2 separate regions of the Homo sapiens genome follow, and region 2 is linked to region 1. A link is a loop called in an ENCODE intact Hi-C map of the cell type or tissue named here. Cell type or tissue: K562. All regions are shown on one strand. Each heading gives the region's core, and the rest is flanking DNA. Links, peaks and the distances in the headings are about the cores only. Region 1 overlaps CNNM2 (cyclin and CBS domain divalent metal cation transport mediator 2). Region 2 overlaps CNNM2 (cyclin and CBS domain divalent metal cation transport mediator 2).

The links. Peaks named below come from ENCODE experiments on the same cell type or tissue, not always from the same donor. Only the 100,000 strongest peaks of a DNase experiment are listed, where the experiment ranks them.
Region 2: a loop joins it to region 1, with 2.0 times the contacts of the local background. A loop is called at or near these places in 5 of 110 quality-filtered maps.

What each region holds. Positions count from the first base shown.
Region 1 is chr10:102,980,021-102,995,858 of GRCh38, forward strand. The region is part of intron 1 of CNNM2 (cyclin and CBS domain divalent metal cation transport mediator 2); the gene reads left to right. Among named protein-coding and RNA genes, the nearest start is that of CNNM2, 70 kb to the left of the region's middle. In K562, for the core only: no CTCF peak of the experiment used is centred there; a DNase peak (open chromatin) is centred at 9,191; H3K4me3 peaks cover 974 bases.
Region 2 is chr10:102,919,639-102,935,476 of GRCh38, forward strand. CNNM2 (cyclin and CBS domain divalent metal cation transport mediator 2) reads left to right here. Exons shown (of 8, transcript NM_017649.5): 1 at 1-463. Among named protein-coding and RNA genes, the nearest start is that of CNNM2, 9.3 kb to the left of the region's middle. In K562, for the core only: no CTCF peak of the experiment used is centred there; a DNase peak (open chromatin) is centred at 8,203.

The DNA.
Region 1 (15,838 bases), core at 6,498-11,497:
CTCCTGCCTCAACCTCCCAAGTAGCTGGGATTACAGGCACGTGCCACCAAGCCCAGCTAAGTTTTGTATTTTTTAGTAGAGACAAGTGTTTCGCCATGTTGGCAGGCTGGTCTCAGACGCCATGTTGGCCAGGCTGGTCTCAGAACTCCTGACCTCAAGTGATCTGCCCACCTCGGCCTCCCAGAGTGCTGGGATTACAGGTGTGAGCCACTGCGTCCAGCCTCATCTCTTTCTCATACCATTAAACTTGATATTTCTAAACTTTTAGTTAAATTGCTATCTATTTTATTTCAGTTTTAGTGGGTTTTTTTTTTTTTCATAGCTCACTGCAGCCTCAACTTCCTGGCTTAGGTGATCCTCCCACCTTAGCCTCCTGAGTAGCTGGACTACAGGCGCATACCACTACACCTGGCTAATTTTTGTATCTTTTGTAGAGACAGGGTCTCGCCATGTTATCCAAGCTGGTCTCGAACTCCTGGGCTCAAGTGATCTGCCCGCCTTGGGCTCCAGAGTGGTGGGATTATAGGTGTGAGGTGCCATGCCCAACCCAGTTTTAGATCTTCTTTGTTGGCTCTTACGCTGAAAGATAAGGACTTTCCTTTTCTGTATTTCCCCTCTCCCCACACCACACATTCATACTTTTCTTCCTCTATCCTGTTGTTATAATTATCAGATTTAAGATGTGCTTTAGATGTCACTTCCTTAGAGAAATGTTCCCTAACTTTTCATCTTAAACCAATGTGTTCAGTGTTTACATTATTATGACTACATAAAGATTGTTCATATGATACAATCAACATATTGCGATCACATGCTTTTTTTTCTTCCCTGGAATCCTTCATAAATCTCTTTTTCTTTGCTTACTTTTCTTCACATCACCAGCTTATCCACATACACTTTGCTGGAATTCTAAAGTAAATACATCAGGTTATGCATCAGTTCTTTAGCTTGTTTCGGAAGCACATCTCCTAGAACTGCCAACCTGTGCTGGCTCTGTACTGCTGTTGCCCTGAATCTTACCTTCACAAATTAAGAATTCCCTTCATCACCAGGTGTGGTGGCTCGCACCTGTAATCCCAGCACTTTGGGAGGCTGAAACAGGTGATCGCTTGAGTCCAGGACTTCAGACCATTCTGGGCAACATGGCATAACCCTATCTCTACAAAAAAAAATTTAAAAATTAGCCAGGTGTGATGGCGTGTGCCTGTGGTTCCAGCTACTTGAGAGGCTGAGATGGGAGGATCACCTGAGTCCGGGAGGTTGAGGCTGCAGTGAGCTGTGATCATGCCAGTGTACTTCAGCTTGGGTGACAGAGCGAGACCAGTCTCAAAAAAAAACCCCAAAACAAATAATTCCCTTCCTCTTTTTTCCTATATTAAATTTTTTACCTCTGGATCCCCACATCAGGATCTTTGTTGGTTTACTCACTTATCTTGGGAGAACATATCCTCCAGTAGTTCCTAGAGAAAAGTGATCCTCCCACCTCAGCCTCCCGAGTAGCTGGGACCCACAGGTGCATGCCACCACACCCGGCTAACTTTGGTATTTTTTTTTTTTAAGTCAAGGTTCGCCATGTTGCCCAGGCTGGTTTTGAACTCCTGAGCTCAAGCGATTTGCCTGCCTTGGCCTCCCAACGTGCTGGGATTATAGGGATACACCACCACGCCTGACCAGGGATGGTAATTTTTTTTTTGATCTTGTGTATCAGTTATCTATTGCCATAATACTATATCTCAGATCACTGAGAGACCTCAGTTGCACATAATAGTAAGTGTTTATTGGCCATATGTCTAGGATAGTTGGCTGGGAGGCTCTGCTGATCTCGAGGGTTGGCCAGCTATTAGCTGATCTAGGATGGCCTTGGTTGGAATGACTAGGGTGACTGCCTCTTCTTCATTTGTTTCATCTTTCTTGGAGGACCAGTGGTCTAGCCAAGGTGTGCTTTTCTCATGGTAACAGTGGAGGGCAAATGGAATGCATAAGTGCTTTTCTTACATTTGAAGTATATCCACTACATATTCAGAAATATCCTATTTTGGAACTATAGTCATTTGGTGACCAGAAAAATTATCCATGCAAATGTGCAGAGAAAAAATTTAAGATATTTAGTATCCTTCAGACGACTAAACAGTCGTCACTTTCTCAAGGAGGTGTTCTTTGCCTTTTTATATTAGGTAAGATTCTCCTTTAAATCTCACTATTAGCACTTGGTTATTGTTATTTCATAATTATCACACTGGCTATATTATTTGATTCATATTGGTCTGTCTCTCTAGACCTTAAGCTCCACTGAAGACAGCAACCCAGTCCAGCATAGGGTTAGCCTGGGGCCTGCAGTAGTGAGTACATAATAAATATTTGTCAGACAAATGAATGAAATGATTAGATCTCAGGAATAGAAGGTATTTTTAGGGTTCTTTTTATTGGCTCTTTTTGTATTTGAAGTGTGTTCCTTCTTCAAGGATTTGGCAGAGAAGAGGAAAAACATAGACCATTACTAATTTGCAGGAGAGAGAAGCTGGCCCAGCTTTGGGCTGTTTGCTCGGCCTAGCTGCATTCCCCTGTGTAATCAAGACTGTAAAGCTTTGATGGGTAGTTAGTTCTTTGTGGCTTTAGGGCTTTCCGATATAAGTAATTGTTTTCATGAGTGTATTAATTTGACTCTGGAACTTGTAAGCAACTGGAAACAAGACTGTTCCTACTTGTTTATGTGAATGTTTGTTGTTCTGAATTGGATGACGATACTCATTGTTATTTCAGAGGAGTGGTTGAAGAATACATTTTTAAACTAATTAGTGATGGAGTTGCAATACAGTTTTGTCATTGGTGCTGCATTCAATAAACTTATATTACAGTCTAAATCTTGGAATGTATGGAAAATTAACATTAATTAAACTAATCTAAGTTACAGAAAGCTGACAAGTGAACAGAACTGAATATTAAAAACTATTCCTTAAACATGAGTTTACTTCATCCACTCTATGGTGTTTAGTTCTACTTAATAATTCCAGCCTTTTCATAATTTGAAAGGAGACCCATATTTTGTGGCTTATTGTTTGTTCAACTTTGATATTGATTTTAATTGTTAGGACAGGAAATTGTGATAGAACTAGAAATTTCCTCCCAGGATTGAAAAAAGACCTTGCTCAGGTGTGATCTAAATATTATATTTCTTATTAATGACAAGTTTTTTTGTGTTTTGCTTTTTTGATAATTAAGGAGTAAAATATATGCTATATATTATATAACTATGGAATTTTAGGTCTTAAATGGACAATATCAAAGCAGCCTAGCTGTCTTTAAAATATTTATATTTTTATATATATTTTATATATATATTTATATATATAAATTTTTTAGGTCGGGCGTGGTGGCTCACACCTGTAATCCCAGCACTTTGGGAGGCCAAGTCGGGCAGATCACAAGGTCAGGAGATTGAGATCATCCTGGCCAACATGGTGAAACCCTGTCTCTACTAAAAATACAAAAATTACTGCAGCCTTGACCTCCCAGGCTCAAGTGATCCTCTCACCTCAGCCTCCCAAGTAGCTGGGATCGTAGGTGCACACCACGATGCTCGGCTAGTTTTTTAAATTTTTGTGTAGAGACAGGGTCTTTCTATGTTGCCCAGGCTGGTCTTGAACTCTTGGGCTCAAGTGCTCCTCCTTCCTTGTCTTCCCAAAGTGCTGGGATTACAGGCATGAGCCACCTGGCCTAGTTTGTTTCATTTTACATAGCACTTAAATTGTAAATTTTTTTTTTTTTGACAGAGTCTTGCTCTGTTGCCCAGGCTGGAATACAGTGGCGGGATCTTGGCTTATTGCAACCTCCACCTCCCAGGTTTGAGCGATCCTCCTGCCTCAGCCTCCTGAGTAGCTGGGATTAAAGTGCCCGCCACCACGCCTGGCTAATTCTTGTATTTTTAGTAGAGATGGGGTTTGATCGGGCTGGTCTCGAACTCCTGACTTCAGGTGATCCACCCGCCTTGGCCTCCCAAAGTGCTGGGATTACAGGTGTGAGCCACTGTGCCTGGCCAGATTGTAAATTTTATGAGCCTACTGTTGGTTGGCAGTAGTTGTTCAGTAAATATTTTTTGAAAGAGTTAATAAATGAATGCATGTAGTTATGGATGAAGATTACGTGAATAAAGACTGAAGCCCAGAGAGGTTAAAAACTTATGTGATAATCCAAGACAATAAATAAAGCTATTTGGGAATGTTCTTTATTGTCCCCTGATGGATGTGTGGAATTGTTTTACTAGGGAGGAGGATTCAGCAGAAGCTGGATAAACAATTATAGGGTTTTTATGTGGTGTTGACATGTAGAATAGCCAAGGTTAAATTGGCCAATTAAAGCTGGAGTAAGATGGCTTTAGGAAGTGTTATATATTAACAGAATGAGAGAAATAATCAGAAATAATTTCTTAGTCCCAGTAGCCATTAAGTAGGGGAATTTTAATTTTTAAGTGATGGCTCCAGGTCTTCATGTGTATAAGATTCTTGCAGGAAAATTTTTTGATGTTACTAGTAATTTTAAAGGAATATGTGTAAAAGGCTTAGGGTAGTGCTCGCTCTACAACTAGATATTTGACAATCTAAGCCTAGATTATAACTGAAATATAATTGTGTAATCTTGTCCTTACTTCTATCTTATTTTTTTGAGACGGTCTCACTCTGTCACCCAGGCTGGAGTGCAGTGGTGTGATCTCGGCTCACTGCAACCTCTGCCTCCCGGGTTCAAGTGATTCTCCCAAGTAGCTGGGACTACAGGCGCCTGTCACTACGCCTGGCTAATTTTTGTATTTTTAGTAGAGGTGGTGTTTCACCATGTTGGCCAGGCTGGTCTCTAACTCCTGACCTCAAATGATCCACCCACCTCAGCCTCCCAAAGGGCTGGGATTATAGGCTTGACCACTGTGCCCGGGCTTTACTCTTATTTTAAATGTCAGTTTGTTAAGGACAGAAAAAAAGACTGAATTTTGCTAATATTTTCTACACTTGATCTTAGCCAAAAGGCCGAGAAGCGATGAATTTTGCTAATATTTTCTAACATGAAAAGGAAATAACGAAGGGAAAGTCTTTTTTTTCTTTTTAACTTTCTGCAGCAGTTGGGCAAAATTCCTGCTTTGTGTAGGAAACCCTGGCAGACCTTGAGAATTCTAAATTGCTGCAGATTGTTTTATCTTTTTTTTCTAAAACAATTTGAATAGCGGATCCTTTCCATCTGAAACAAGTTTTTCCCCTTCTCACCCTCTTGTTTCATGTAATTAGCAGTCCTCCTCTGTATATTCCTATTTTGTCTGATATAGCCAAAATTCTTTAAAAAGAATTTTAAAATTTTAAAATTCTGCTGTGAGTCCGGCAAAGGGGCTGAGAGAATTTCTGTGTCAACATCATTGAGAACTCTGAAAGCTTCTTTACATACCAAGCTCCTCCTCATCAAAGCTAGATACAGGAAGTGTTTATGGTCCCTTTCTTCCAAGGGAATGGCTCTAAACTAACCAGCAGACCCTGTCTCACTTATGTTCTCCTTCAGGTTCTTCCTTGACATCCTACTGGCTACTCTTAGTCATGTTCTTTCTAGCCATCAAGTCTCCAAACTGCGTGGCCAGACAACTTGAGTTACCTGGGAAGTTCCTAGGGGCTAGATAAGTACTTTATGCCTTATTCTACAGCAGAATATTTGTTTTGTTTACATGACCAGCTCAGATTGATAGAATAGCTGTCTTTTAGCAACAGTGTAATCATTTAATGACAGCTGTTCAAGGGACTAGTAAAAGGATTGGGAAAGGGGGGCCTTCTAAACAAAGTGAATGGGCCCTGCCAACTGAGGAGTGATGTCTCCTAAATGGTTGGCATGTTCAGACTTCAGAGTATTATCCATCAGCTTGGAGACCCACAAGTTTTTTAAATATCTAGTGTTATCTGTTTACCTGTTAGCTTGGTGCCAAAGTGATTGCACCTTACCTCCAGACCATGTCTGTGCTTGCCCTGATGTACCTGTCATGTTCAGTACCTGTTTTGGTTTATAGGGCTTGGACTAGCTCCGATGTTCACTTGCCCTGTTTTACTTAGAGAAAGTCATCATGTGACTAAATTTTAAGATTACAAAGATAATGCATGTGATTTAGACTTGAGTGTGTAAAAGGCTTAGGGTAGTGCTCACTCTACAACTAGATATTTGACAATCTAAGCCTAGATTATAACTGAAATATAATTGTGTGATCTTGTCCTTACTTCTATCTTATTTTTTTGAGGCGGTCTCACTCTGTCACCCAGGCTGGAGTGCAGTGGTGTGATCTCGGCTCACTGCAACCTCTGCCTCCCGGGTTCAAGTGATTCTCCCGAGTATGGGTGGTGATGGACCATTTGTAAAGCCTCAGAAGCCAAACTGGAATTAATGTGAAAGTTATAGGGAAGTTAGTTTCAGCTTAATCAAAGTAGAATTTCCAAAAAGTAGAGCCATTTGAAAATGTCCTGTGGCTGGGCGCGGTGGCTCACGCCTGTAATACCAGTACTTTGGGAGGCCGAGGTGGGCGGATCACGAGGTCAAGAGATTGAGACCATCCTGGCTAACACGATGAAACCATGTCTCTACTTAAAAAAAAAAGTCAGCTGGGCATGGTGGCAGGTACCTGTAGTCCCAGCTACTTGGGAGGCTGAGGCAGGAGAATGCTGTGAACCTGGGAGGCGGAGCTTGCAGTGACCCGAGATTGCGCCACTGCACTCCAGCCGGGGTGACAGTGCAAGACTCAGTCTCAAAAAAAAAAAAAAAAAGTTTTTATCCTCCAGATCGTAGAATTATATTACTAGAGGTGGTGATTCAGCAGAAGCTGGATAAGCAATAATAGGGATTTTGTGTAAGTGTTGACATATGGGTAGGGTGGGCTAGGTGATTTGCTAATAGTGAGATATTTTGATTCAAGTATAAATTTCAGTAGTTGCAGATGAACACAGAAGGAACAAGCACAGATTTCTGCTGATGGTTAGTAAGACAACATTGCCAAGGGAGGGTGTCCCCAGAAGAGCAGAAAACCTAATATGAAAGCTCAAATTTAAAAGATGGAAGCAGGAAGTAAACTGCTGAAGGAGAATGTTCAGAGGAAGAAAACCAGAGGGTTTAGGGTACAAAGGCTGAGGGTGGAGAGTTTGAAGGAAGAAGAAGAAATTAGAGAACCATAAAGAAAATGATATATTCTAAAGCGGTAGTCCTCAAGGTAAATTGCATGTAGCTGTGCCTTGGGATGCAGTAGGACTTACATATATATATATGAATGAATATGCATATACATTAAGCTTATTATTATTATTATTATTTTGAGACGGAGTCTCGCTCTGTCACCCAGACTGGAGTGCAGTGGCGTGATCTCGGCTCACTGCAAGCTCCGCCTCCCAGGTTCACGCCATTCTCCTGCCCCAGCCTCCTGAGTAGCTGGGACCACAGGTGCCCACCACCACGCCTGGCTAATTTTTTTGTATTTTTAGTAGAGGTGGGGTTTCACCATGTTGGCGAGGATGGTCTCGAACTGCTGACCTCGTGATCTGCCCGCCTCGGCCTCCCAAAGTGCTGGGATTACAGGCTTGAGCCACTGCGCCCGGCCAAGCTTATTTTTATATGGATTTCATGATGTATATATTTTGTAATATATATAATTTATAAGTAAATATAAATTAGGGAGGTGTACTCAACATTTTCATAGAATACATAGTCAAAAATGGTTTGCAACCTCTGCTCTAACAAAAATAAAACACCCTACATCTTTGGTTCAAGATTGTCACCCCCAACAGTTGTGTGAAATGTGGGGCAGGAATTATCACTATTTTCCTTTGGAAATTAAGGTTCCAAAGATAATGAGACCAGAGCCAAAGGTCAGAGTCCACTGTCTTCTCTCTGAGGCCTCAATGTGAAGACCTGAACTGTGGCAGCAGATAATTCTGGAGACCTGTTAATCAGCTGTATGCACCACGCTACTTAATTGATTTAGAAATATTGAAAAGGCCGGGCATGGTGGCTCATGCCTGTAATCCCAGCACTTTGGGAGGCCGAGGCGGGTGGATCACCTGAGGTCAGGAGTTTGAGACCAGCCTCGGTAACCTGGTGAAACCCCGTCTCTATTAAAAATACAAAAAAACTTAGCCGGGAGTGGTGGTGGGCGCCTGTAATCCCAGCTACTTGGGAGGCTGAGGCAGGAGAATCACTTGAACCTGGGAGGCGGAGGTTGCAGTGAGCCGGGATTGCACCTAGTGCATTCCAGCCTGGGCAACAGAGCGAGGCTGTTTCAAAAAAATAATAATAGAAATATTGAAAAGGCGTGGGACAAAGATAGGGTCTCAAGACCCTTACTGTAGTCAGGGGTGTTAATACGTTTTAGACTGAAACCTGTGAATGCTCACAGGTGCAAATGAAAGTGACACAGATACTACAAAAGTGCTTTCGTTTGACCACAAAGAAATTCTATAGGTCTGGGATTCTCAAAGTTTTGACATGTCATTTTAAGAATCTTATACAAAGTATAGACCTTTTCCCCAGAAGTATGCATACACACACATACTTTGGCATACAGTTTGAGTGAATGTCTCGTTCTGCAGCTGCCCTAGAGCATCCAGGGACCTCAGCTCATCATTTGCTAACTTTACCAAATGATGGGTTAAAATTCTCTTCCTTGGTAAAATTCTGCCCACACCCTATCTTTTGGGCACTTAATTATACCTAAAAATAGCATTGAGAAAAGCAGCTATTTCATCCACAATTAGAGAATATTCTTGAGTCCAGCATCAAAGCCATTATGGTGCTTTGATCAATAAGTTTGTTCTCCACGGAAGTGAGGCTTAATGGCTTAGGTGACCGACTAACTTTCTCCTTAGTTGCTCTAGAAGTCACCTGTGAATGAGCCCTTTCAAAGGGAATGATTTTGACTTCTGAAAACTTAAGCAGATTAGAAGCCTTGAGTATAGGATTTAGAATAAGAAGTACTCAGTAGTAACCCTGGTTGTCTAACTACACAGGCTTGTATGATTTGAACTTTTGTTGTTGTTGCTCTTCTGGTTTCCTTAAACACCAGACAGATCCGATTACAATTCTAAATATTTAGTTCTGTGCAAACAGGAACAGCTCAACAGTTCACCTTCACTGAGTAACGTATGTCTATTTAGATAAGCAAACTACTGTTGCAAAAACCCTGGCAAAATGTCAGGATGAGCAGGGGAAACTTTCATTATCTTTTCAGCCATCCGAACAGTTCCCCAAGAATCGGACATTTTTGAGACTTAACTAGTCAAGGTTAAATTACTCATTGTTCAGTGAGTAAATTCTGTCTAAAGACTTAGCTGGGGTCGTCTTTATTTTATTTTTTTCATTCTTCTTTTTTTTTGGAGGTTACTTCAACAAATAAAGTTTTATTTTTATTTAGGCTTTCCTTGTATTTTAGGGAAGAGAAAATATTTGCTTTATGTTCTTAAAGTGAGTTTAAAAAAAAAATGGTACATTTAAAGATAGTTTGGGGACGGGCATGGTGACTCATGCCTGTAATCCCAGCACTTTGGGAGGCTGAGGCGGGCGGATCACCTTAGGTCAAGAGTTCGAGACCAGCCTGGCCAACATGGCGAAACCCGATCTCTACTAAAAATACAAAAATTAGCCAGGCATGGTGGCGCATCCTTGTGGTCCCAGCTACTTGGGAGGCTGAGGCAGGAGAATTGTTTGACCCAGGAGACGGAGGTTGCAGTGAGCTGAGATGGCACCACTGCACTCCAGCCTGGGCGACAGAGTGAGAATCCTATCTCAAAATAAAATACAATTTGGGGTTTCTTAATGCCTATACTCCTTTGTTTAACTATAGGGCTTCTAGTTCTTTAAAGATGATTAGTGATTGTACAAAAGGTATAATATAATAATTATAACAGCCTCTTACTTTTCATATCCATTAAACTTTTTTTTTTTTTTGAGACAGAGTCTGGCTCTGTCACCCAGGCTGCAGTGCAGTGGTGCAATCTCGTCTCACTGCAACCTCTCCCTCCCCGGTTCAAGCGATTCTCATGCCTCAGCCTCCCAAGTAGCTGGGATTATAGGCATGTGCCACCACACCTGGCTAATTCTTTGTTGTTTTTTGTTTGTTTGTTTGTTTTTAGTAGAGATAGGGTTTCATTATGTTGGCCAGGCTGATCTCGAACTCCTCACCTCAGGTGATCCGCCTGCCTTGGCTTCCCAAAGTGCTGGGATTACAGGTGTGAGCCACCGCGCCCGGTTTAAGCCACCGTGCCCGGTCTTAAACTTTCAAGTAGACAGGACACACTGGCTACTTGTGTGCCCCCAGATGTATAGAATTATGTTACTAGGGATGGGGATGCTACAGAAGCTGGATAAGCAATTGTAGGGATTTTGCGTGGGAATAAAAGTGTGGAATGGCTAAGGTTAAACTGGCCAGTTTAAGAAAACTGAAGAGCAAGATGGCTTTAGTAAGTGGTATAGATGAATAGAATCAGAAAAATAATAGAAACAGTTTCTATTAGTGTAGTTCCCAATAGGCATTAAGTAGGAGAATTCTAACTTTAAGCTATAGCAATGGCTCTAAGTCTTCATGTGTACAAAGTTCTTGGAAGTAAAAGTGAAAGGGGTGGGCGTAGAATGAGCCTCATTCCTAACCAGAACACTCATCACTGACCACCTATACTTGTTTTGTAACAGAGTGAAGCGATCTTTAATGCAATTTTGATATTCTTTCCATCCACTCTTGCATTTTGTTCTTTGAGGTGTGAGAGAAGTGTGTATCTGTCCGTTCCTTAATGTACAGTGCCTTGAATGGTTGACGGTGTGGAACTTTAAAGATCTTTGTGTAAATTTACCTTCTGATTTCTTTTACCCCCTGTTCCTCAGCCTACATGGAGAACTTTCACTGTAATTGGAGAGTAGGAATAGTTATCTCTGTGTACAAATGAGACCCAATTCTTACATTTTCCATTGTGGCTGTAGGAAATTTTATTTTATTTTGAGACATTCTTGCTCTGTTGCCCAGGCTGGAGTGCGGTGGTGCGATCTCGGCACACTGCAACCTCTGCTTCCCAGGTTCAAGCAATTCTCCTGCCTCAGCCTCCCGAGTAGCTGGGATTACAGGCGTGTGCCACCATGCCAGGCTAATATTTTATATTTTTAGTAGAGACGAGGTTTCACCATGTTGGCCAGACTGGTCTCGAACTCCTGACCTCAAGTGATCTGCCTGCCTCGGCCTCCCAAAGTGCTGGGATTACGGATGTGACTCGCCGCACCAGGCCAGAAATTTTAAATTTTGAAATGGTGTGCCCCTTCTCTTACTTGGTTCTCTTCATAAAATCCCTCCAACTTCAAAAGGGATGGAAATAATTAATGGAAGCAAATAAGATATTGATTAAAAGGATATTTATTTTTAGTAATATTTCTTTTGGGTTACTTCCTTGCCCCATTTTAAGATTACAGTATCTGATCTTAGGATTTGAACTGTTCCATCTGCTTTCCTCCATTACAGTGCTCTCCTGCTTTTTCATATTTGGCTTGCTTAACTATCAGAATTTTGATTCTTTCATTTCTTAAATTCCATCGTCTGAAGTAAAGCTATACTAATTTGGAGTATCTGAAGGAGTAGAGGGAAGGCCACTCTGAACTAGCATAAGATCTTAAATACAGAGCATTTTTCAAGGAATGTTATATTATCATTTGTACTGATAAATTAAAGACTAGAACCACAATATATTACCTAGTATTGGTCCTTAAGGAATTTGCAATTACCTGAGCCTTGGTTTTGCATGTAAATAGATGCTTCTAAGTGCTTGAGTCTACTTTGAAAGAGTTCTTAATAGTTTAACCAGTAACACTTAGTCTTGGTTATACTCTTATTTAGTAAACATTTTATTTTTTTTCTCCATAGATGGGGTAAAGGTAAATTTAGCTCAGCTGTATGAACTATTACATTAAAGTTTTTTAGAGCAATTTTTATAGCTTTTCTCTATATACATTTGCATTTACATTACCTGTATGTACTATACATACAAATTGATATGTACATGCTGATGTATTAAAATCCCTGAGCAAACTACATATTTGTGGACAATTTGAGCAAATAATCTTTTGAGTATAAACTTAGACTAAGCTTTCTGAGTACAGGAATCACATACTTTGACATTCTTCTACTTGCTTCCAAAGTAAACATATTTGCCAAAAACTTTGCCCAGGTACCCACATTGTAGTGGGGGCAGCCTTTTACTGGGAGCAAGCTCCAAGTTCCTTTTTTTTTTTTTTTTTTGAGATGCAGTTTGCTCTCTTGCCCAGGCTGGAGTGCAGTGGTGTGATCTTGGCTCACTGCAACCTCTGCCTCCTGGGTTCAAGTGATTCTCCTGCCTCAGTTTTCTGAGCAGCTGGGATTTACAGGCATCTGCCACCAAGCCCTGCTAATTTTTGTATTTTTAGTAGAGATGGGTTTCACCATGTTGGCCAGGCTGGTCTCGAACTCCTGATCTCGAAGTGATCCTCCCACCTCGGCCTCCCAAAGTGCTGGGATTACAGATGTGAGCCACCGTGCCCGGCCTCCAGTTCTTTTCTGTTTGGTTTGTGAGTGAGTGAGAATGGAGTGTGTGTAAAGGGGGACTGGGAGGCTGGGAGGTTGACCTTTGTGCAGTCTACCTACTTGTGAATGGGAATGTGATTCCATGCCTATTGCTGATTCTCAAGCCTGCCTCGGTACCACAGTAGTTCACAGCAAGGGCTTTGGAGTCAGCCCTGTATTTGAACCTCAGCTCTCTGATTTTCCAGCTGGGGATCTATGTTGGGCAAATCAAGTTAATCTGCTTAAACTTCAGTTTCCTCACCTAGAAAATGAAGGTCATAATTGCAGCCTCACTAGGGTATCTGTGATCTAGGAGGGATTTTTGATAGTGGTAAACAGTAGATTCCTGCCTTACTAATGTGTAGGTCAGTTTATCATCTACCTAGCACCATCACTTTTTTCAAAAAAGGTCTTTTCAACCAAGAATATGTCATACATATCTGTATTTTCTGACTAGATTGCAGGTTCTTGGTCCTTGTCTTACTTGTTTTCGTAACTGGCTTATAGAACTTGATACTCAGCACATGTTAATTGAATGACTAGATGATGCATGGTCTCCTTTGAGCCTACCATAGCATTTGGATTTACCATCATTATGTTTACTTATGTGCGTTGAGAAACTTATGTGATATAAGGTTTGCTTTAAACTATGAGGTCTTAAATATTTCCCATGGTCAGAGTAGATTATTGATCTAGTTTGGCTAGACATGTTCCCTAACTTCCTTAGGATTGCTGTTAGACTTCCTGAAGCTGAATTTTTGTGGGAAGAAGATTAAGACTTTTGTGACTTAGGAGAGGTAAGTTTTCCCTAGTTGTATACTAGCAGGGGCTAACTTACCTGATTTCACCCTTTAATTGGTCAAAAGTTTTGGATTGCAGCAACTTCTGTATAACTTTTTCCAAAGAGAATTCTATTATCTGATAATTTTGGAATGTTTTTTGTTTTGTCTGTTGCCTTTTGCTTATAGTGGATTGTTTCCTCCTATTGTTTGTGATTGTGGCTTGTGAGTAGGTTTTTTGTTGTTTCTCTCTCCCAAGAAGAGCTTTACCTGTGGAATCCTGTATGGCTTTGGTTGAGGATGTATTCTTTGTTGTTAATTTCTTGACTTAAAGGTTTCAGGACGACCAAGGTAGTAAAAATTTAAGCTTCAAACCTACGTAAGGTGTAGGTCTGTCATTAAAAATTTTCAGGGTATACTTTTCCTTCCTTCCTTCCCAGAGCCTCAGCAGAGGCAGGTAAGTGTCCTTAGCAGCTCACCTGGCTTGGTGGGCAGATTCTTTGTGGTCTACTCTTTTCCTAAAGGGGCATCCCTTTGGAGGTTCTGGCTTTATGTCAAAATCTTTTTTCTGTGTGTGTGTGAGTGTGACAGAGTCTTACTCTGTCACCCAGGCTGGAGTACAGTGGTATCATCTTGGTTCACTGCAACCTCTGCCTCCCGGGTTCAAGTGATTTTCCTGCCTCAGCCTCGTGAGTAGCTGGGATTACAGGCACATGCCACCACGCCGAGCTAATTTTTGTATTTTTAGTAGAGACGGGGTTTCACCATGTTGGCCAGGCTGGTCTTGAACCCCTGACCTCAAGTGATCCACCCGCCTTGGGCTCCCAAAGTGCTGGGATTACAGGCGTGAGCTACCGCACCCGGCTCAAAATCTTAACTTCTACTCCTTACTTGATATGAGTTGTGAAGTTGCAGACATATAATTTATTCTAGTTAGTTTAAGCAGGAGAGGTTTACCATAAAGCATTAAACACCAACAAAATTGCCGGAAGGGCTGAAGAAATAGATTTCAAGTTTGTTCATTCAATCAGATATTTATTGAGCATCTACCATATGTTTAGTACTATTTTTGGGTTCTTGGGGAACACATTAGTGAACAAAACAGACAAAGCTCACTTTCCTTGAGGAACTTACGTTCTAGAGGGTTTTGTCTTTAGGAACAATTCTCAAAGCCACACACAAAACTGGCCAACAAAATAGCTGCCAGTTGGGGTTTTAAAAACCAACCCAGAACCACATGACCACTGCCATGGTTAGGAAACCACACTGATCAGGAAGCCTCCACTAAAGCTGTCGGCTCCAGAATCATGCTCATCTGCTTTTGATCCACAGTAAATACCCAGGCCTTGCCTCTGATACCCGTGACACTAGTTACTAGACACTGTACACTCAACTAATGATGCTGCAGAACAATCAAATGCCTTGGCCTATGCCTGTTTGCAAAGTAGCAGAACTAGGTCTTCAGTTTCTCTTTCCAAATCCATGTTAGTGCATATGATTGGTGGAACCTAATTACATCAGGAGCCCTAGCTGGAAGAGGCTCTTGAGCCTTCATGGTACAGAGCAGACGACCTACAAAGAAAGGAGAATATTCAATGCCAATCGACCAAATGTTCCTTTCTTCTTCATGTTGGTTTTTAAAACCCTATCCCCTATATTATGGGTGTAGATCTCTATTTTGCCATCCCAGCTCAGGAAAGGGGCTGCCCACATGCGTTTGGTTTTTAGTTCTCTCTGCTTTTCTGGCTCCTGGGGTTTTCTTCTTCTTATTCTTCCTCCTCCCCCTCTTCCTCCTCCTCCCCCTCTTCCTCCTCCTCCCCCTCTTCCTCCTCCTTCCTCTTCCTCCTCCTTTTTTCTCTCCAGACAGAGTCTAGCTCTGTCACCTGGGCTGGAGTGCAGTGGCATGATCATGGCTTACCACAACCTCTGCCTCCCAGGTTCAAGTGATTCTCCTGCCTCAGCCTCCCAAGCAGCTGGGACTACAGGCATGTGCCACTATGCCCAGCTAATTTTTGTATTTTTAGTGGTGATAGGGTTTTGCCATGTTGGCCAGGCCGGTTTTGAACTCCTGACCTCAAGTGATCCACCTGCCTTGGCCTCCCAACGTGCTGGGATTACAGGTGTGAGCCACACCTGTCCTTTCTCTTTCTTGCTAACTCAGCTTTGCCTTTAAAATAATATTTGTTCTATTATATGTAGAGTTTTTGGGGGAAAGTTTTCAGGTTATGTAGATAATTTCAGAATTAGATGCCCCTAGTTTACAAGTACTAATTTAATAAACCATGTTAGCTTATTAAAAATGTGTTACGTCTGGTGGGGGTGGGGGTTGGAGAAAGATGGTAGGCATTCCATTGATTTAAAGTTTTTTTTTTTGAGATGGAGTTTCACTCTTGTTGCCCAGGCTGGAGTGCAGTGGCGTGATCTCGGCTCACCACAACCTCCGCCTCAGCCTCCCGAGTAGCCGGGAGTACAGGCATGCACCACTCCC
Region 2 (15,838 bases), core at 5,253-10,252, 62 kb before region 1:
TTCCCCGCTTCCTACCCGGTCAGCAAGCTGCTGGACTGCGTCCTGGGCCAGGAGATAGGCACCGTCTATAACCGGGAAAAACTGCTGGAGATGCTCCGGGTCACCGATCCCTACAACGACCTCGTTAAGGAGGAGCTGAACATCATCCAAGGGGCGCTGGAGCTCCGCACCAAGACGGTGGAGGACGTGATGACCCCACTCCGGGACTGCTTCATGATCACCGGCGAAGCCATCCTGGACTTCAACACCATGTCTGAGATCATGGAGAGCGGCTACACCCGCATTCCAGTGTTTGAAGGGGAGCGCTCCAATATCGTGGACCTGCTGTTTGTCAAAGACTTGGCCTTCGTGGATCCCGATGACTGTACCCCCCTGAAAACCATCACCAAATTTTATAACCACCCCTTGCACTTTGTTTTCAATGACACCAAGTTGGACGCTATGCTGGAAGAATTTAAGAAAGGTGGGAAATTTTGGTCTCTTTCATTGGCTTGCTCTTTCTCTCTCCATCCTCCTCCCTACTTGAGTCCTCTACCCTCAGACCAACCCCCCAAGGCGAGTTGACCGGGATTTCTCCTTCTCCCTCTTAATTGCAAAGTTGAAAGGGTGGCGTGGATTTGGGGATGGATTGAACTAGTAAGTGCTACTAGGTTATTTTAAAGCACAAGACTGCCATCACTTACTTTTTCCCATTATCAAAAAGCAGGCTGTGTAATTTCTGTGCATGACACTTATTTATTTTTTTTTTTTTGGTCCCGTGTGTGGGCCTCTGTTCTTGAGGGGTCTGCCGCCTTCATTGTCTGGGTTCTCAGTGAGTAGGTGAAGGTAGGGGCTGGCTGATGCCATGCCATTTGGTGGACTTTAATCACAGGCATTTGGAAAACATGTAACTAGCTTTTGTAAACCCAGTGCAGTCCTTTTTCTCCTCCTTAAACATCCACACTGGCCTTTCAAAGATCGAAGTACATTTTCTATAGCTTCTGTTCCTGCTTGCCTGGCAACTTGTGGGGAAGATTGAGGTCTGCCTTTGAGGGTAAGGGGTGGGGTAAACTAAGTATCGCCAAAAAAAATCACCCATTTTGGATGTGACTTCTCTTAGCTAGAAAAGAGTTGTTGTTGTTGTTTTAAATTAAAGTTATTAATATGTAACTTGGAAAGATTAGAGGTTAGCCAGCCTTTTGTGAAGAGGCTGTATGTCCCGTAGCCTTCTTCACTATTTGTTTACATTTATCTGACAACAGTTACAGTTGCCCAAACCAAGTGTGATTTTGGCAGAAAGCTTGAACCTTTAACAGTGGGATGAATCCCTCTATTGGGGCTTATTTATTTCTTGACTCTTTCAGTTTAACGTGTTCTTTTTTTCCACCTTGATCATCCGATACATTAAGTTGAAGTATGTCTCCGTCAACTCTCACCGTTCCAAGATGCTTATACAGTACATCATTTATATTTGTTCGTTTGACCATATAATGAACAGGTAAATAGCAACTTGTACTATTATTATTGAAGTTCTGAATGTTTCCAGTAAATAGTGTTATTTGAAAACCAAGGGATGCTGAGTTTTTGAATTATTAAGATGCTAGGGCATGTGCAGGTATTGAAATGTGTATGTAACCTTTCGTGACCTGATAGTCCTCAAAACCAAGTTTCCCTTCTTCAAATAGAATTTTGATCACTGGTAGTAGTCTCTCCTCTGAAAAAGGTGATATGTACCTGGTGACAGCTCACTGGATGTGATGATCTGAACATACTCAAAGAGTGTATGGTTGTCCTAATGCCATTTTTCTGGTTGAATGATGTCCTCTCTAGAACAGGATCACATTGTAGTAAGTTTTATGTAAAGGAACAGGGCAGAATGTGCTTTGAAGATTGGTAAATTTGCATTTAAAAGCAGAAGGAGGTTCTTCTGGTTTCTTAAATAGTAAAAAGAAAATGTCCAGTATCTCTAGGTGACATAGCTTCTTTTGGGGGTGTCATTCTTTCACCACTAAGTTGTTAATTAGAGCATCTAACTTCTTTCATTTTGCAGTAATATCTGTAATACAGAAAGATATATTGGGATGTTTGGAAATGCCCCTGAAAGTCTTTCTATTGCTAAATTTCCCAATATTGATACAGATGATCTATTGCATGAGTTTTTTATTACTTAGAATTTTGCACATTTACTCATGAATTGATAACACTAGTTTGTACTTCTTGCTGAAGTCTTTTCTTCACTTCTATATCTTTTTACCTTGAGAATTTAGTTTTTCACCTCACAGCTCCTTAATGCCGCCCTTACTCAAAATTTCAAAATTCGTATTATTTTGAAATTTGTGCTTGATTGACCTTGAACAATTTTTCTATGATGGATTTATTTTCATGAGGAGCTGTTTTTCCTTCAGAATTACCACTCAGTATTTTTTTGAAATGTATTCTTTAAATGATGGAATTACTAATATTTCCCTATGAATTCTAGAAAAATAATAATGCACAAGATTTAATTTTTGTCTTTAACTAGAATGATGTATTTGGTTAAGAAGATAGTCCAAGTTAAAGGCATACATTCAAGCTAGTGGCATATTCGGAAGAGCAGGCAAAGATAGTTGGTTGCAAATGGGAAATTTAAGCCATGATCTTAAAAGGACAGAATGGATATTTGTTACTTAAACTATGGGAATAATTGATTTTTTCACCTTCCCTTTCTTGGATTTTTTTTTTATTATCAGTTTGGTTACTTTAACCTTACTGTCAGTTATATTGGTTCTTTTTTTTATGTCTGAGTTAAAACATTTTACCTGATTTTCATGTCTTCATTTTCTAAATCAATTATGACAGTGTTAACAATCAACCTTTTATTTTTCTCTACTGAATAACGGCGTATTAAATGGTTTGAAGACTTTTTCTTCCTCTACCTCTCTCCTAAATTCCTCATTTACAAAAGAAAACCCAAAACAAAACAAACAACCCCAACAATACCAATTGTAACTCCCCAGACCAGTTAGATCATAGATCCAGATCTCATTGAAAATTATCCTTTTGGCTAGGCATGGTGGCTCATGCCCGTAATCCCAGCACTTTGGGAGGCCAAGGTGGGCAGATGGCTTGAGCCCAAGAGTTTGAGACTAGCCTGGGCTACCTGGTGACACCCCGTGCCTACAAAAAATACAAAAATTAGCTGGGCGTGGTGGTGTGTGCCTGTGGTCCCAGCTCCTTGGGAGGCCTGAGGTGGGAGGATTCCTTGAGCCTGGGAGGCGGAGATTGCAATGAGCTGAGATGGTGCCATTGCACTACAGCCTTGGGGACAAAGACCCTGTCTCAAAAAAAAAAAAAAAAAAGAAACAAAATTGTCCTTCCTAGTTAAGAACTTCTGTATTGAAGACTTTCCTGTATATAGCTGTAGAGAATTAGTCTGAGTTGTTCTTTATTAAAGAGGAGGAAATAGAATGTTCTGAATGTGGGAAGAAAAGCCACCTTTATATTAGTATATGTGAATGTCTTCTTTCTTCTTCCTTTTTTTTTTCCCCAAGAGACAAGGTCTCACTGTGTTGCCCAGGCTGGATTCGAACTGTGATTGTCTTTTTTCTCTGGCTACCAGGAAACTCTTGGCTTTATTTGAGACAGTAATTGTGCTGATTTTACAGTTTGATCATGATGATGGTGATGATTATTACTTACCTATGTATTCTGTGCCAGGTACAGGGGCTGGGGCTTTATATGAATCACCTTGTTTAAATCTCAAATGGCTGAATGAAGTATTATCTCCATTTTACAAATGAGGAAATTGACTTGGGTGAAATGATTTGTTCAAGGTCACACAGTAATTTGTGCCTTGGGGTTTTAACTTAGGTCTTTGTGACACCAGAACCTGCTCTCTTAACCTCTCTCTTATGCTGCTCTCCTTGATCCTGGTTTGACATTTCTATTTTACTGAGTGTGAGGTTTAGTCTTTTGTCTCAACACTGCCTCAGAGCCTGTTGGGCAATAGAAAAGAAATGTGTTTAAACATATATATGGCTTTAAACCCAGTGCTTCTGTGGTGTTGTGCATAACAACTGGTGTCCCCTTTTTTGCCATTAAAACAGTTTTTTGGCCTGTGTGATCCTAAGTCTAAAGAATTGTGTTGACAGCATTTGCATATCCAGCATCAAGATTCATTTTGGAAAGTTTTGTACTAACAATGTGCTGTACTAATGTGCTTCTTCCATGGGCTGCTCTACAGCTGTTTTTCCCATAGCTAAATTATGTAATCATGTTTCACTATTGGTTTCTTATCTGTTTCTGTTGCAAGGGTCACATAGTAATTGGTCAAACTCAGTTTTGTGTTTTAATCTTGGTTTTTATTTACATTTTTGAATCTATCTGTATAACTGGTTGCTAATGAGCATCCTTTACACAACTCTGCTCTCTGTATTCCATGCAAGGAACCTTTCTCTTTTTTTGTGTGTGTTAGTTTTGTAGTTACTTACAAGTCTAAATAAGAGAATAAATTCAGTAAATACCGCTAGAGGATTATGAGAATTTTAGAAAAACTAGAGCAATGTAGTGTAGGGGAAGGAAAAGCAAAATGAAAGGCTGCCACCTTTGTGTGTGGAAAGCATGTTAGAGGCTCTCCATTCACCTGACAAAACCGTCCTCACAAAAGATTGGGCCACCAAGTTGTCTATGCTGAGGTGCATTTGAAGAATTTGTAACCAGTTACTGTTTCATTGTTTTTCTTTTAGCTTTATAACAGTTGCATTCCAGTATTGCAGAGCATGCTATTTACAGCTGCTAGGGACTTAGCCAGCCTCTTTTCTAGCTTTTTCTTAGTAACAGGTGGGATCACCAGATAATGTTGTTCTTCAAGGAAAGAATGCACTGTACAGTTTTCACCTAAGATATTAGGTAATTTCTTTCTATAACTCAGCAAATCTCTCCATATTAATATACTGAGAGCTTAATATTAAACACATTTTTTTCTCACCAAATTAAGTGTTGTATTTGCCTTGAATCTAGGAAGTTGTTTTTTTTTTTTTAATTATTTTATACGTATTTGTTAGGGTCTTGCTATGTTGCCCAGGCCTGGTCTTGAACTCCTGGCCTCAAGCAATCCTCCCATCTGAGCCTTCCAAGGTGCTGGGATTACAGGTGCATGCCACCATGCCTGGCCAGAAGATGTTTTTATTAGTGTTTAAAGGTATGAATGGTGTCACCGGGAGCTGATATATTTGTTTTCATGATGTTGTACATTTATTTTTGTGCAGTAACATACATTAAATGATTGTAATTTTGTGTGTTTTTAGAACACTATTATGAAATATCCAGATAATACAGAATCAGAGCTGGAAGGCAGGCAGCTTGAGGATTATCTAGTCCAGTGTTTGCCAGATTTACCTGATGATAAGATTTACTTGGGGCTGGGTGCGGTGGCTCACGCCTGTAATCCAGGCACTTTGGGAGGCTGAGACGGGTGGATCACCTGAGGAAGGGAATTCAAGACCAGCCTGACCAACATGGAGAGACCTTGTCTCTGCTGAAAATACAAAATTAGCCGGGCATGGTGGCACATGCCTGTAATCCCAACTACTCGGGAGGCTGAGGCAGGAGGATTGCTTGAACCCGGGAGGCGGAGGCTGTGGTGAACTGAGATCGCACCATTGCATTCCAGCCTGGGCAACAAGAGCGAAACTCCATCTCAAAAAAAAAAAAAAAAAAAAAAAAAAAAAAGATTTACTTGGGTCACTTAATAAGAGTAAGGTCTTAGGCCTCACCCAGAGACCTCTGAATTGGGAAAGAGCTTTTGGAATCCATGTCGTTTACAGTTTCCCTGGGGTACTTCTTATGGTTAGGTGAGTTTAGGAAAAACTGGTCTAGTCAGCCCCTTGATTAAGGAAAGTAAACCCTGAGAAAGAGAAAAAACAAAGTAAATGACCTATTTAGGGCCACCTACCTAGCTAGTAGCATCAACTGAACTAGATCCCATGTCCCTGACTTCTAGATTGGAGTTCTTCCTGCTCCAGCAGGCTGGTCTTCTGGTCCCAAGTTATTCAGAGATGAAGGTAGCAGCATCATTGAAAAAACAAATAGTGAGTGTTACCGTTGGTTTTTATTGGTCTCGTGATTTTCCTGTCAATATGTTAGATGCCCTGGATTCAAGCAATTTTTGACAAGCATTTTATTATATAGAAAATAAGTCCAAGTGTGTGAGCTCATTTTTATTTAATTTTATGTTTTATTTTTATCTTAGTTTAACTGAGTTTTTTACTTTGTTGTGGTTAGACTAGGAGGGTATTTTAGGAAATGAGTGTTGATACCTAGGTTATTTGAAGCCTCAGGTAATTAAATATAAGATGTTTTATTTGACTTAGCTTATTTTGGATATCCTTTAATGATTTGTTTTCTCATTGATTATTTCTTCTGTGAGAGTAATGATGATTGGATTTGGTTAGGACTGTGGGGGTGAAGCTTCCTTGACTTTTCATTTCTGTTCACAGTACATACAGATCTGTAAAATTTCCATGGAAATGTTCATCAAAGCATTTGAAGCCCATGTCCTATTCGTGCATTTGTGTACCCTCTGTACCACACACCTCCCAAGTTTTAACAAATAATATAAGTGAAATTCTCACAGAGAATCATGCTGATTTGTAGAAGTTATTGCGTTACTAGGATCACCGAAGTCTGAGCATAGACATTTAGGTGAGGAGAGACCCTAGTTAAATACCAGCCCTGACTAAGTAGGAGCTGGATGAAGCGGGAAAGGAACTTGTCTGCGTTTTCTCTTGGTTTTTATGGGGATTACACACTATCTTTCCTGAAGCATTCTTAACCATTGTGAGGGGCTGGTTAATTTTAATTATTAGCAAATCTAAACACAATTTAAAATATCATCAACCAAGAAAACCCACAAAACAGACTGAACTGTTCTGTGGGTTTTCCTGCTTTTACTTATTTATTTTCAAAACAGGGTCTTGCTCTGTTACCCAGGCTGGAATGCAGTGGTGCTAGCTAGCATAGCTCACTGCAGCCTCGACCTCCCAGGTTCGAGTGATCCTCCCATCTCAGCCTCCAGAGTACCTGGGACCACAGGCGTGTGCCACCACACCCAGCTAATTTTTTTTTTTTTTTTTTTTTGAGATGGAGTCTCGCACTGTTGCCCAGGCTGGAGTGCAGTGGCACGATATCGGCTCACTGCAAGCTCCACCTCCTGGGCTCATGCCATTCTCATGCCTCAGCTTCCCGAGAAGCTGGGATTACAGGCACCCGCTGCCATGCCCGGCTAATTTTTTTTGTATTTTTAGTAGAAACGAGGTCATGCCATGTTGTCCAGGCTGATCTTGAACTCCTGGGCTCAAGTGATCTGCCTTCCTCGGCCTCCTGAAGTGCTGGGATTACAAGCATGAGACACCATGCCTGACCCCTGCTTTTATTTTCAATATAAAATTTTATGTTTACAAGCGTGAGCCACCACACCCAGCCTTACATAAACTTTTAAGAGCAAACCTGTAGAGTGTAATTAGATGCGTAGTTACTTATAAAGTGGTATATATTTTTCAAATGAGCCCTTTTCTCTAAATATATATATATGTGTGTATGTATATGTTATTGACAGTAAACTTTCAATTCATTAAGATTTGCTTGACATATAAAGAGTACTATTAAACTCAAACATGTGGAAGTGGATCACTAGGATTGAATACAGTTTTTTAAAGTATTGTCTTTTCATCTCTTTTTGTTTTTCTCAGAACACACAAACAAGAAACCCAAATCATACCAACACTGAAAAGAAGAGACAATAAGAAGCATTCTTTCTTTCAACATCACAGACATTGGCAACTCTAGGATGTCTATACAGAGGGATAAAAAGGGGTGGCAGTTGGCTGGGCGTGGTGGCTCATGCCTGTAATCCCGGCACTTTGGGAGGCCCAGGGAGGTGGATCACTTGAGGTCAGGAGTTCCAGACTGACAGTCTGGCCACCATGGTGAAACCCCGTTTCTAATAAAAATACAGAAAAATTAGCTGTGCGTGGTGGTGGGTGCTTGAATTCCCAGCTTCTTGGGAGGCTGAGACAGGAGAATCACTTGAACTTAGGTGGCGGAGGTTGCCGTGAGCTGAGATCACGTCACTGGACGACAAAGTGAGACTCTGTCTCAAAAAAAAAGGAGGGGGTGGTGGCAGGCTTTCGAAGGAGGAACTAGAGGTTTGTGGTCTAGCTTAGATGTTGATGGATAATGGGGATGCCAAACCCTCTCCCTGTGTTACATTAGTGCTATGACTGAACATAAACACTGCTGTAATGGACGGTGAGATCTTCGTGTCATCCTATTTAACCCTCCCTTGCTGTCATTCGGAGGTGGGAGTGCTTCTTTTTGAATTCACATGCTGTGGGGAGGATAGCATCTGTTAATGCAAAGGTTAAGAACAATGTGCTCTTCCTGGATCTGTTTTGGACAAGTAACTTATCCTCTTTAACCCTAAGTTTTTTTCAAAGTAAAATGGGGATATTTTCTAACTCATATGGTACTTAGTAAGAATTATTGTACTAATAAATATATAAATGTTTCTAACAGTACCTGGCACTTTGTGCTTAACCAGTATTTTTATTATAACAATTCTTTCTGTAGGCTCTTGGTTGTTATCTTAGTCTGTTTGTGCTGCTGTAACAAAATACCACAGACTGGGTAACTTAAAAATAATAGAAGGTGGCCGGGCATTGTGGCTCATGCTTGTAATCCCTGCACTTTGGGAGGCCGAGGCGGGTGGATCACCTGAGGTAAGATCACCAGCCTGGCCAACATGATGAAACCCTGTCTCTACTAAAAACACAAAAAATTAGCCAGCTGTGGTGGTGGGCGCCTGTAATTCCAGCTACTCAGGAGGCTGAGGGAGGAGAATCTCTTGAACCCATGAGGTGGAGGTTGCAGTGAGCCGGGATTGCGCCACTGCACTCCAGCCTGGGCAACAAGAGTGAAACTCTGTCTCAAAAAAAAAAAAAAAAAGAAATTTATTTCTCAGTTCTAGAGGCTGGGAAGTCCAAGATCAAGACACTGGCACTGGCGTCTGGTGAGAGCCTTCATATGGCATCCTCACATAGCAGAGAAATGGAAGGTGAAAAGGGCCTAAGCTAGTTCCCTCCAGCACTTGTATGAGGCGCTGGTTCAGAGTCCCCATGGCTTAATCACTTCCCCCAAAGGCCCCACCTCTTAATATCACTACTGTGGGGATTAAGTGTCAACATGAAATTTTGAGAGGACGCATTCAAACCATAGCAATTGTTCTTGGTCATTCTCTTGACTGGAGCCTGATAGTCAAGAGAGACATTTTAGCGTGTGTCCTTATAATTATTATTGGTGTTGAAATCTAAAAGTGGCTAGGCTCGCTGGGCGTGGTGGCTCATGCCTGTAATCCCAGCACTTTGGGAGGCCTAGGTGGGTGGATCACTTGAGGTCAGGAGTTCAAGACCAGCATGGCCAACATGGTGAAACCCAGTCTCCACTAAAAATACAAAAATTAGCCGGGCGTGGTGGCATGTGCCTGTAGTCCCAGCTACTTAGGAGGCTGAGGTGGGAGAATTGCTTGAACCCAGGGGGCTGAGGTTGCAGTGAGCCGAGATCATGCCACTGTACTCCGCCTGTGCGACAGAGCGAGACTCTGTCTCAAAACAAGAAAAAAAAGAGTGGCTAGGCTGGGTGCAGTGGCTCATGTCTGTAATCCCAGCACTTTAGGAAGCTTTTAGGAAAGCTGAGGCAGAAGGATTGCTTGAATCTAGGAGTTTGAGGCTGCAATGAGCTGTGATTGTACTACTGCATTCCAGCCTGGGTGACAGAGCAAGAGCATGTCTTTTTTAAAAAAAAAAAAAAAAAGTGACTAGTTATTGTAGGTTTTTTCTTTTCCTTTTTGTTGTGATTGAATCCTAAGCTTTGTTATTTTCCTAGCAGTTGACAAGGTGACTACATGCATATATATTTTTAAGGAAAACAGAACAATTTATTATAGGTTCTACTTTCCTTAGAGTAAGAATACTGTGTTTTAAAATAATTCTTCATTCTCTTTAATCATAAACAACTGAAAAAGACAACAAGTCTTTTGAGTTGTTTATCCGCTCATCCGTTGATAGACATTTAGACAGTTTCCACTTTTTGGCCATTATGATTGGTTATTATGAATAATGCTGCTGTGAACATTGGCATGCATTTTAAAAGCAAGTGCTTGTGGATTTTGGAAGCCCTTGAATAACCAAAGACTTTTAAGACTAAAGGAAGATCAAAAAAGATAAAATATTTTAACACTGATTGCATAAAAAGTATAAAAAATGGTAATGCCTAATATAGCAAGTTTGTATTGCTTATAGCAGTGTAAATTTATAATGATTTTGGAAGGCAACTGGGTGTCATAAAAATGATTTAGTATTTTTTTCCCCTGGAAATCTTAATTCAGTGATCCAAGAGAAGAAAAGAGCTATGTTAGCTTTTTATGTTGTATGTGTGTTGCAGCGTTATCTAGAAACAGTGAAAAATTGGAAGTAAATATCTAACACTTCAAGGCAAGGAGTGGAGGAGAAAGAGTTAAGAAAATTATAAATGTGAACTATTTCCAACCATTCAGTGATAATCTTGAAAGCCACATAGCAATATGGGAAAATTTGCACTGATTATTTGCACGGAATATAGACATGCAAAAAAATATATATATGTATACACTGGAAGGTAACGTGGAAAAAATGAAAATAGTTGATGTATTAGGGTGGGGTGATCATAGCCAGTCTTTGTGAAAATCTCCTTGTTAACTTTGTACATGATATACCTGGAAAAAATTCAAATCTGCTAAGAACATTATGAATCCTGATCTTGTGAAAACTAACCATTGCTCGTATTAAGGAACTCATTCCATTTCTCTTGAGGAACATTTTACTGCTGAAACAGTTGGTTCTTTTTTAAAATTTTAAAAATTGAGATATAATTCACATATCTTAAAACTCACCCTTTTAAAGTATGTGATTTGATGCTTTTTGGTATGTTCACAAGGTTGTGCAGTCATTACTACTGTCTACTTACAGAACATTTTCATCACCCCGAAAGAAACTCCATACCTCTTTGCAGTCACTTCTCATTTTCTGTTCCCCCTAGTCACTGGCAACTAATTTACTGTCTGTATGGATTAGCTTATTCTGGACATTTCATATAACATGTAAATGAAATGTGGCCTTTTGTGGCTGGCTTCTTTCATTTAACATGTTTTCAAGGTTCATCCATGTTGTAGCATGTATCAGTATTTCATTCCTTTTTACGGCCAAATATTCAGTTTTATAGATATACCACATGTTGTTTATCCACTCATCAGTTGATGGGCATTTCGATTGTTTCCACTTTTTGCCTATTAATAATGATTCTATGAACATTGGTGTGCATGTTGCATTCTTGACAAATCCCATTCTAGTCTGAAGATAGTTCAGTGGTCTCATAGAGTAGGACTGTGATTTAGTTTGGGCATGTTATTGGGGTGAGTTCTGAGCAACTTAAAAGTGTGTGAGTCACAACTACCTTCCTTCCATTGGTCTGTACTGGGCTTCTGCCTCAGTGCCCCTGCTTGGTATGTCTTCATGAAGGATGTTTTAAATAATGAGCAATACTAAAGGCACAGAAAACCAACCTATTGCAAGTTGGCCATAGAGCTGGAGCAGGGTCTCAGAAGCCCTTCTGTTAGGCCAGATGTTAATCTTTTAGTGTTAAGAGTGTGGACATGTATTTCCTTCTTTCTTTTTTTTTTTTTTTTTTCGAGACAGTTTCACTCTTGTTGCCCAGGCTGTAGTGCAATGGTGCGATCTCACCTCACCGCAACCTCCGCCTTCCCGGGTTCAAGTGATTCTCCTGCCTCAGCCTCCCAGGTAGCTGGGATTACAGGCACGCACCACCACGGCCGGCTAATTTTGTATTTTTAGTAGAGACGGGGTTTCTCCATGTTGGTCAGGCTGGTCTTGAATTTTCTTCCTCAGGTGATCCATCCGCCTTGGCCTCCCAAAGTGCTGGGATTCCAGGCGTGAGTCACAGCGCCCGGCCATGGACATTTATTTCTAATTCTCTTGGATATATACACGGGAATAGAATTGCTGGATCATATGGTAATTCTATTAACTTTTTGAGAAACTGCCAAACTGTTTTTCAAAGTGGCTGCACCATTTGACATTCCCATGAATAATGTATGAAGGTTCTAATTTCTCCAGCATCCTCACCAGCACTTGTTATTGTTAAAAAAAAAAAAAAAAAAAAGAATGCCATCCTAGTGAGAAGTGGTATCTCATCGTGGTTTTGATTTGCATTTCCTTAATGACTAATGAAGTTGGGCATCTCTTCACGTGCTTACTGGCCATTTCTATAACTTTGGAGAAATGTCTATGCAGTTCTTTTGCCCATTTTTAACTTGGGTTATTTGTCTTTTTATTGTTGAGTTGTAAGAGTTCTTTTTATATTCTGGATACTAGTCACTTGTCAGATATATGATTTGCAAATATTTTTCTCCCATGCTATATGTCGTCTTTTTACTTTCTTGGTAGTGACCTTTGAAGCAGAAAAAGGTTTTAATTTTGATTGAGTCCAACTTGTCTTTTTTTCCTTTTTTTTTTTAACTCATTTTTTGAGCAACGGGGTTTTGCTATGTGCCTAGGGTGGTCTTGAATTCCTGGCCTCAACCGATCCTCCAGCCTTGGCCTCCCAAAGTGCTGGGATTACAGGTGTGAGCCACTGCAACCAGCTCTATTTTTTTTCTTTTGTTGCTTATGCTTTTGGTGTCATAGCTAAGAAACCATTGCCTAATCCAAGGTCACAAAGATTTATGCCTATGTTTTCTTCTAAGAGTTTTATAGTTTTAGCTCTTTCATTTAAGTCATTAATCCATTTTGAGTTTTTATATATGGTGTGAGGGATGGGTCCAACTTTATTGTTTTGCATGTGGCTATTCAGTTGTCCCAGTACTGTCTGTTGAAAATACTATTCTTTCTCCATTGAATTGTCTTGACATACTTGTCAAAAATCAATTGGTAACCAGGCACGGTGGCTCACGCCTGTAATCCCGGAACCTTGGGAGGCTGAGGCAGGTGGATCACTTGAGGTCAGGAGTTCAAGACCAGCCTGGCCAACATGGTGAAACCCCGTCTCTACTAAAAATACAAAAATTAGCCAGCGTGGTGGTGCATGCCTGTAGTCCCAGCTGATGAGGAGGCTGAGGCAGGAGAATCGCTTTAACCCAAGAGGTCAAGGTTGCAATGAGCTGAGATTGCACCACTGCACTCCAGGCTGGGTGACAGAGCAAGACTCTGTCTCAAAAAAAAAAAAAAAAAAAAAATTGGCCATACATTTGAGAGTTTACTTCTGAACCTTAAGATCTGTTCCACTGATCTTTAATTTTATGTCAGTACTACACTGTTTTGATTACTGCAGCTTTGTAATAAGTTTTGAAATTAGAAAGTTTGAATCCTCCAACTTCATTCTTCCTTGTCAAGATTGTTTTGGCTGTCAGGATTCCTTGCATTTCCATGTGAATTTTTCAGGGATCAACTTGCCCATTTCTGCAAAAAAAGGCAGTTGGAATTTACATAGGGGCATTGCATCTGTAGATCAATTTAGGAGTATTGCAATGTTAACAGTACAAAGTCTTCCATCCATGAACGGGGATGTCATATCATTTATTTAGGTCCTCTTTAATTTCCTTCAACAACGTTTTGTAGTTTTCAGTGTGCTTGCAATCCTTTTGTTAAACTTATTCCTAAGTATTTTATTTTTTGATGCTATTATAAATGGAATTGTTTTATTAATGTTATCTTCAGATTGTTCATTGCTTGTATATAGATATACAAGTGATTTTTGTATGTTGATCTTCTATCCTGCAACCTTGCAGAACTTGTTAGGTGACAAATGGTTCTTAAGATAGAAAAATGCTTTTAAAAAACATGAGTTTGTTGAGGTTATCTTACATTTACTTCTTTAATTTGCTTGTAGTGGATTTTGTTTTTTTAAAAAATGTAGGGATTTTTACTTGCCACTTTTATATGTAGATATTGAAATATCCACAATTGGTTATTGACAGTCATTTAGGAAATTTGATAGGAAAGACTAAATTTTTTTTTAAGACAGGGTCTCATTAGCACATAAATACGTATTAACTGTCTGACACAAAATCAAGTATTAGTCCAGGAAGAAACGGATATGGAATTGGGAAGATATACACCATCAGGCACTTCTGTGTTTTTGTTTGTATTTGTGACAGGGTCTCCCTCCATTGCCCAGGCCAGATTGCAGTGGTACAGTCATAACTCACTGCAGCCTCAAACCCTGGGCACAAGCGATCCTTCCACCTCAGCCTCCCAAGTAGCTAGGACTATAGGTTCCTGCCACTGTGCCCAGCTTATTTTAACTTTTTTTTTTTTTTTTTGGAGAGACAGAGTCTGGCTATGTTGCCCAGGCTGATCTTGAACTCCTGGCCTTAAGCAATCCTACTGCCTCAGCCTCCCAAAACACTGGGATTACGGATGAGTCACCATGCCTGCCATAAAAGAGTAAGTTTTCTGTCCCAGATTAGATAGGAAAAGAAGAAATAGGTTGTATAAAATGTCAGTCAAGACAAAAAATATGCCTGGCTGGAGCTTAGGAGTTTAAAAGCAAGTCTATTTCTTTCTTTCTTTCTTTCTTTTTTTTTTTTTGAGACAGAGCCTTGCTCTGTCGCCCAGGCTGGAGTGCAAGTGCTGTGGTGCGATCTCTGCTCACTGCAAACTCTGCCTCCTGGGTTCAAGCGATTCTCCTGCCTCAGCCTCCCAAGTAGCTGGGACTACAGGCGCCTGCCACCACACCTGGCTAATTTTTGTATTTTTAGTAGAGGTGAGGTTTCACCATGTTGGCGAGGCTGGTCTTGAACTTCTGACCTCAAATGATCCACCCACCTCGGCCTCCCAAAGTGCTGGGATTACAGGCATGAGCCACCGCGCCCAGCCTGAGCCACCGGCCAAATCTATTTCTTTCTACTATTTAGAGTGGCTTTTTATCAGTCTAGGGACTTGGGATTGGAGATAAGCACAGAAAGACTAGCTAATATCTAAATGTTTTCGTAAACCAGGTGTTGTGGCACGCACCTGTAGTCCTGGCTACTTGGGAGGCTGAGGTGGGAGGATCACTTGTGCCTGGGAGTTCAAGGCTGCAGTGAGCAAGCTATGATTGTGTCACTGTACACCAGCCAGGTGACAGAGTAAGACTCCTGTATCTAAAAATAAAAAGTTTAAAAATGATTTTGGGCTGGGCATGGTGGCTCATGCCTGTAATCCCAGCACTTTGGGAGGCTGAGGAGGGCCAATCACCTGAGGTCAGGAGTTCGAGACCAGCCTGACCAAGATGGTGAAACCCCGACTCTACCAAAAATACAAAAATTAGCTGGGCATGGTGGCGGGCACCTGTAATCCCAGCTACTTGGGAGGCTAAGGCAGGAGAATTGCTTGAACCCAGGAGGTGGAGGTTGCAGTGAGCCGAGACCGCGCCATTGCATTCCAGCCTGGGCGACAGAGCGAGACTCCATCTCAAAAAAAAAAAAAAAAAAAAAAAAGACTTTGGGCCAGACATGGTGGCCTGTAATCCTAGCGCTAACTTTGGGAGGTGGGAGGATTGCTTGAGTCCAGGAATTCAAGACCAGCCTAGACAATATTGGGAGACCCTGCCTCTACAGAAAATAAAAAGAAAATGGGTGTGGTGGTGCACACCTGTGGTCTTAGCTACTTGGGGGGTTGAGGTGGGAGGATCACTTGAGCCAGGAGGTCAAGGCTACAGTGAGCTGTGATCACACCTCTGCAATCCAGTCTGAGCAACAGAGGAGACCTCATCTCAAAAAAAACTTTTGTAG